Regions from separate parts of the Homo sapiens genome. Here region 1 is linked to region 2. Evidence: chromatin contacts called from ENCODE Hi-C or POLR2A ChIA-PET data. All regions are on one chromosome and are shown on one strand. Each heading gives the region's core, a stretch centred on a gene start or an enhancer-like site at or near the end of the contact. The rest is flanking DNA. Distances are from core to core; before and after follow the strand shown.

Evidence for each region. A loop is a pair of places that touch in the nucleus more often than their neighbours do. ChIA-PET counts read pairs that join two places held with the same protein, here RNA polymerase II (POLR2A). Pooled maps may share reads with other maps.
Region 1: a loop to region 2 is called in a pooled map, with 2.8 times the contacts of the local background. The contact joins the enhancer-like site here to the promoter of LINC02043 in region 2. A Hi-C loop is called at or near these places in 5 of 50 pooled maps. POLR2A ChIA-PET finds 5 or more read pairs at or near these places in 4 of 52 experiments (Panc1, activated naive CD4-positive, alpha-beta T cell, endothelial cell of umbilical vein and 1 more).

What each region holds. Positions count from the first base shown.
Region 1 is chr3:187,099,768-187,103,322 of GRCh38, reverse strand. No RefSeq gene overlaps it. Among named protein-coding and RNA genes, the nearest start is that of RPL39L, 38 kb to the left of the region's middle. RefSeq lists an enhancer at 1,353-1,402. Within about 2 kb of position 1,407, at least 30 of the 41 ENCODE cell types and tissues checked have a DNase peak (open chromatin) inside an H3K27ac peak, as active enhancers do; they include endothelial cell of umbilical vein, where a contact is called at or near this core.
Region 2 is chr3:186,823,456-186,827,300 of GRCh38, reverse strand. It overlaps LINC02043 (long intergenic non-protein coding RNA 2043), which reads left to right and starts at 1,780. Exons shown (of 4, transcript NR_125409.1): 1 at 1,780-1,994; 2 at 2,589-2,859; 3 at 3,680-3,756. It also overlaps the pseudogene MCF2L2P1.

The DNA.
Region 1 (3,555 bases), core at 158-2,657, 280 kb before region 2:
GAGATATTTCAATTTCTGGCCAAGATGGAGTAAAAGAGACTGGATTTACCCTCTTACATGAAACAAATAAAGAACATGAAAAAAATAACAATATTTAAAACATTGGAAATCAGGTAATAACGAATAGTGGATTCCTGAGGAACAGGAAGCAAACAAGTGGTATCCAAAGGGAACAAATTATTGCCAGGAAACTTAATTGCATCCCAGAACAAAGCTCAAGATATTGATAAAAATACAAAAATATCTAGCACCCCAAAAGAAAATACTTGCAATGTCTGGCATCCAATAAAAGATGACCAGTCATGCAAAGAAGCAGGAAAACGTTATCCATAGTTAGGAGTAAAATCAGCTAGAACTGACCCATAGATGATATACTTGATATAATTACTAGACAAAGACATAAAAATAGTTGTTAAAACTGTATTTTACATATTCAAGAAGCCAAAGGAAAGATCAAAACTATAATATCTCGGATAAAAACACTCTGGATGGGATTAATGGCAGACTTGATATTGCAGAGGAAAATATAAGTGAACTTGAAGACATGGCACTAGACACTACCCAAAATAAAATAGAAGAAAGAATAATTTAAACAATTTAGAAAGGACCAATGAGCTATGGAACAGCCTTAAGCAACCTAACATTCATGTTATTTGGTTCTCCAAAGGAGGGTGGGCATGGGGGTCCATACCTATAATCCCAGCACATTGGGAGGCTGAGGCAGGGGGATCACTTGAGGCCAGAGATTTGAGACCAGCCTGAGCAATAAAATAAAAATTTTCTTTGACGAGACAGGGTCTTCTATGTTGAGGGAGCCAGGCATGGTAGCATGCACCTGTGGTCCCAGCTACTCAGGAGGCTGAGGTTGGAGGATTGCTTGAGCCCAGCAGACTGAAGCTGCAGTGAGCTATGATCACACCACTGCACTCCAGCCTGGGTAACAGGAGAAGACTCTGTCTCAGAAAAAAAAAAAAAACAGATTTTTCAAATCTGATTAAAACTGTAAACATAGTTCCAAACAGCTCAAATAACCCTAAGCAGAAAAAAAAAAAACCCACAAAGAAAACTACAAGAAGGCATATCATACTCCCATTACTTAAAACTACTGATAAAGATTAAAAAATCTTAAAAGCAGTAAAAAAAAGACATTGAGAATGACATCAGCAAGAAGACAGAATAGGAATTTTCCAGCTCCATTTCTCCTCCCCCACCACACATACATACACAAATCCACTGGCAACTACTCACAGACAAAAACACCCTTGTGAATATTCCAGAACTTGAGAGTGAAGCTAAGACACCCCCTTATACCGCAGAACTGAGAACAGCCGCATGCCAAGAATAAGAGGAGTAGTTTCACTTTGGCCACATTGCTCCTCCCCCAAGCTGGCAACGTGCCACACATAGAGGATTCTCTGGGACCCATGGTTGTTACACAGGGAGGAGAGAGTTGGAGGTGAACATTCAGCTTTGCCACCATTCTGGGACCCTTCAGAGGAAGTGTTCTCTTGTCTCATCACACAGGAAGCACTGGGAGTATCAGCAGAGCTAGACATCTGAGATCACTTGGAGATAAAGAACAGATGTGGGGCTCACATCAACTAGTGCAGGAATCTTGGCAGCTGTCCTGCATTCAGGCCAGTGGAGGTGCACCACCAGAGAAGCTAGCCAACAGCGCTGCTCTGGACTAAGCACAGTCAACTGGTCTCTCAAATTCAGGTACCTGGCCAGCTTCCACAGCCAGTCCTGTTACCCTCCTTGAAATTTACCCAGGCTGGGAGATAGGGGCAGGGCAGTGATTATCTGTAAAGGGAGTATCTGGCCCCACCCAGCTCCATCAGCCAAAGAGCTAAAACACCAAGCCTCAGTGCTCTGCTTAAGGTTATCCTGGGATGAGAAGCAAGCTCAAGTTCACGCATATCTGTGAAGCATCGCCTCTGGCCCCGTCCACCCAGAGTAGTTAAGTAGTGATCCGAGAAGCCTTGCTCAGCCTCAGAGCCCAGCATGCAGTCCTGCCAAACTACAGATTCAAAACTGCAGTACTGGCCAACCAGAGAAGACAGCCTACAACACGGCCTGTCAAGGAGCAATCAAACAGCTCAGCCTTACTGCAGAGTCCAGCCACTGGTCTCATCAGACTGCGGAGCACAGCCAGCATTTCAGGTTTGTTTGTTTTTTTTAAAGGAGAACATTTTATTAATACTAGCTATTTCCAATAAATTCTCTGAATAATTGTAATGTTGTCTTTCTCTGTACTTCATGCCCTTAATATTACACTCATTTCTTTTATATATATGGTAAATTTAATTTCTCCTTTCTTAAAATTATTACTTTATTTCAGTAGCTTTTGGGGGTACAAGTGGTTTTTGGTTACATGGATGAATTCCACAGTGGTGAAGTCTGAGATTTTAGTGCACCTGTCACCCGAGCTGTGTACACAGTATCAAATATGTAGTCTTTTATCCCTCACTGCCCCGAACCTTCCCTGCCCCATGTCTCCAAAGTCCATTATATCACACTGTATATCTTTGTATCCTCATAGCTTAGCTACCACTTGTAAGTGAGAACATATGGTATTTGATTTTCCATTCCTGAGTAATTTCACTTAGAATAATGGCCTCTGGCCCCATCCAAGTTGCTTCAAAAGATATTATTTCATTCCTTTTTATGGCTGGGTAGTATTCCATATACCACATTTTCTTTATCTACTCATTGGTTGATGGGCACTTAGGCTGGTTCCATATCTTCACAATTGTGAATCGTGCTGCTATAAATATGTGTGTGTGTGTGTCCGTTTCATATAATGGCTTCTTTTCCTTTGTGTAGACACCCAGTAGTGGGATTGCTGGATTGAATGGTGAATCTGCTTTCAGTTTTTTTAAGGGCTCGCCATAGACGTTGTGCTAATTTACATTCCCACCAGCAGTGTAAAAGTGTTCCCTTTTCATCATATCCTCGTGAACATCCGTTTTTTTTTTATTTATTTTTTATTTTTTAATTATGGCCATTCTTGCCGGCGTAAGGTTGTATCTCATTGTGGTTTTAATTTGCATTTCCCTGATGATTAATGATGATGAGCATTTTTCATATGTTTGTATACTTCTTTTGAGAATTATCTACTCCTGCCCTTTTCCCACTTTTTGAAGGGATTATTTGGTCTTTTACTTGTGGATTTGTTTGAATTCCTTGTAGATTCTGGATACTAGTTCTTCATTGAATGTGTAGTTTGAAATATTTTCTCCCACTCTGTGGGTTGTCTGTTTGCTGATTATTTATTTTGCTGTGCAAAAGCTTTTTAGTTTAATCAGTTCCCATTTATTTATTTTTGTTTTTGTTGCATTTGCTTTTGGGGTCTGAGTCATGAATCCTTTGTGTATGCCAATGTCCAGAAGAGTTTGTCTAATGTTATTTTCTAGAATTGTTATGGTTTCAGGTCTTAGATTTAGGCCTTTGATCCATCTTGAGTTGGTTTTTGTATAAGGTGAGAGATGCAGATGGTTTCATTCTTCCACAGGTGGCTTGCCAGTTTTCCTAGCACCATTTATTGAATAGGAT
Region 2 (3,845 bases), core at 531-3,030:
TCGCCTGGAAACCAGCCGTCGCCCCCGCAGGAGTCAGCCGGCGTGGACGCCCCAGCACGCTCCTTCTTGGTGCTGCCGGTCGCCCTGCAATTCCGAGAAGAAAGTCAGAGACGCCGTGGCCCACAGAGGCGCTTAGTTTTCCTCGCTCACACTCACGTTGCTTCCTCATCGCGTTCTTCTTTTTCTCCCTGGGTGCTTTCTCTCCTCTCCAGGAAAGCGGATTTGGAGGAACAGGTTTCGTGACTGTCATCCAACTGGAAAAGGCCCCGCGAGCTGGAAGGGGGGGCGGGGGGGGGGACGGGTGCACCCTCAGAGTTATTGCTGGAGGCTGTGGCCAGGCCGGGCAATGTGGTGACTTCCGCTGGCAGGCTGAGGCCCACCCCAGCCCTCCCACCTGGGCCACGGGGCTCTCAGCGGGAGCCCCAGTTATGACCGGACACCAGCGCACCGCCAAGGAGACAGCCACGTGGGGACATGCCGGGCTAGCAGGGTCAGAGCCACTTTGAGGACTAGTGACCTCGGTTCCCTGGCTTAACCAGGTCCTTATGGGTGAGAATCCTGAAGAGGGGGAGAGGGATGGAGGCGAGGGACAGTAGGCAGGAGGAGCTGATGAATAGGAAGGAGGAAGAAGATGAAATAAACAAGAAAGAAAGAAATTACGTTCAGAGCGCTGCTCACCTTTTCCATGTCTTCTGCACCTTCATAGCCTTCAAAGGTGTCCATGGAGCTAAACTCCCTGCTGGAGCAGCCTTGGGGAAAGAAAGGAAAGGATGGGGCCTCTCTGGGGTGGGAGGACAGCCCCTCTGCCCATGGCAGGGTGTAGCAGGCAGTGCCTGTTGCAGGCGGGGTCCTCCCCATCTCTAACTCCTGCTCTCCCAGGGCCTGCACTCCGCTGGGCTGTGAAGGGAGTCTGATTTTTTCAGGCTCTTTCCAGCGCTGAAATGCCTTAATTCACTGAGAAGAAGCGTCCACATGCTTTTCATGGCCCTACCTCCCTGTTCGTCCAAGAAAACAGTCGTCTTTTTTGCTTGCCTGTCTTCTAACCATGCCTCCGTCCCTTCTTCCTCCCCTGTCTATTTCCCACCCTCCTCCCCTTCTTGCCTCCTTTTCTTTCCCGTAATTAATGTCCATTTCCCATCTCCCTGGCAGCCTCTGCCAAGTGTCACTGCTCCCCATAAGGGAAAATAAGAGGAACAAGCAAGTGCATCCATCCCTGCCTCTCTCCGCAGTGAACTGATAAACCCATCAGTCTTGCCCGTGGTGCACCTGTTACATCCCCGGGAGGTGTTGGACACTGTGGGGAACAGCAGCCACCGCCAAATACTCAGCAACTGCCCTGTGCCTGGTGGGATGGTAGGCGTTTGTCAAAGTTTAAGCCTCACAACCCTGTAAGGGTCTCAGCCCCCTTTACAGTTGGGGAAACAGACAGCAATGGTCACTTGGCCAAGTCCTCTTGGCCTGTGGCAGGGCAGCTGGCTTCTCCAGCCCTGCTGCTCTTTACCCTCGCTCTGAGTGAGATGCGGTTTCTGCGCCACACGGCTCACAAGCCAGGGTAGGGAGCCGAGCATCTGCATAAAGCTCCCAGCACAGGGCAGCCCCAGACTGAGGCTCGGCTGAGTAATCCACGCGGCGGGAGCCGTGCTAGGAAAGTGTCTGCTCAGGCGAGAATTCAGGGAGGTTTGGGCAGGCCTTGAGGGGCGGACAGGACTGGAGAGGGAGGGCCTTCTGGGCAGAGGCATGGCGGGAGGGCTGTAGGCGGCAGTGGAGGGAGCTGCAGTTATCTGGGTGAGCAGGCAGCGGACAAGTGACGTCTCCCGGCCTGCTGCCCCAGGCCCCCCACAAGCCGCGTTCTGGGGCCGTGGCCTCCCCAGAGCAGATCAGTGGGGGCTGTGTGAGCAACACTGGGGGCAGCTGGGCAGCGCCTCCCTGGAGGCCCCTCTGAAATCCCGCCGGATGCTGGCAGGCTCCAAGGGGGCTGGACACCATCTTCTCAGGTTGAAGCAAGTCCTGGTTGAGTTCCTAGTCCAGGAGGTGGGATGGGTGAGGGGTGGAGGGCAGAGGAGAAACTGCGTCAGGGATGTGTCCGCCACCTTCATCCTCCAGACGGGACTTGGGAGCGGCTGCAGGAAACCCTGAGAGATTCCTCTTTAGGGAAGTCATCCAGCCCTGGGGTCCCCTTATGCCGGGAGCAGTGAGGACAGAAGAATGACCATCTATCTTGCTGAAAGCTCTGTGAGGGAGGAACGGAAGAACGGAGGGAGCTACGACCTTGACCATCCCCTGAGTGTCCATGGCCTCTGTGCTCCGGATGATGCCGGGGCTGCCAGGGACCACAGAGCCACCCACTGGGAGGCTGGGGGTTGGCCTGGCTCAGGGGCGTTCGTCAGCCATAGACACCCACAGCATGTGGTGGGCAGGGCTGGGAGGTGACACAGGAACTGAAAAACCTGAGAAGCTCCAGCCACTCCGCAGGGTAAGTGCCACCTGGGGTAAAATGATTAGCTGGTTCCAGCCCCTCCGCAGGGTAAGTGGCACCTGGGGTAAAATGACTGCCTGGAGCTGGCAGCTGCTTTCTCTGCTCTCCCCAGGGCCCTGCAGGGAAGCGTGGAAAGGCGGCACAGGGCTGGACCCAGAGGAGCTCTCAGATGCTGGACTGGACTGTTTCAGGGGTCATCTAGCCCATTCCCCGCCTCCAGGCGAGGATTTGCTTGAGCCTGGAAAGATGAAGGATCCTCCCAGTGCCGTCAAGCCCCGGATTCCACCTCCCTGTAGGTGGACTGCCAGCGCAGGCCCTGACAACGCAGAGAAAGACACAGGACCCAGCTGGGCCAGTGACAGCAGGAGCTCCTGGTGCCACAGGTGAGGGTGGGGACGCCTGGAGCACCATGGGGGTCCTGGTTTAGTCTACAGCAGGGTCTTAAAATAGGATGTAAGTGTTACATCTTGACACAGTGTACACATGCTGACACATATTAAAACAAATTTTACACAGCAGTATTATCCTGAGTATGAGTGACGCCTTTTAAGGAGTTTATATTCTATTAATTCCCTTTTTAAAATGCTGGTCCACATCCACTGAATTGATTTTATGACCTACTAATAATGTGTTATAACCCACAATTAGAAAGGCACCGTTCTAGGGCAGGGCAGAGGGAGACAGAAAAGAAAGAGAAGCAGAAAGGAAATAATAAGGACAAAGGGAAGGAAGAACAAAGTGAGGTCAGAGTGGAGGAGGGTGTTTTGTGGGAGGTCACACAAATGCCTGCCATGATGTCCCTTCAGCCCTCTCCTAACACAAACCACATCCCACTCTGTGTCTGCCCTTAAGTCTTTTCCATTGGACCCTGGGTTTATATTTTATTAATATAAAAGAATATATTTTTGGTGGAAGGGATATATAATAGAATATATATAATATATAGAGATAAGATAAATAGAATATATATAATATATAGAGATAAGATATATATAATAGAATATATAATATGTATAGATAAGATACATATAATAGAATATATATAATATATATAGATAAGATATATATAATAGAATATATGTTTGGTGGAAGGGCTATCTTTTTCACCTCTGTAAACCCACAGCTTCTAGCAGAAGAATTAGAATCAGGCAAAAAGCTTAGAGAACACCCCACCCCTAAGTCAAAAAAATTCTCATTTTGCAGGAATGGAAACTGTGACTCATAATAGCCAGCTAGTCAATGATTATTCCCCCCAGTCCCTGGCGCATCAAGATTTGCTGGTAGGTGGTCATAAGCATCATTTTTTTATTTCTAAAGTGAAGACAATGATATCTACTTTGGAGATTTAGTGGAAGGATTAGCAAAATGT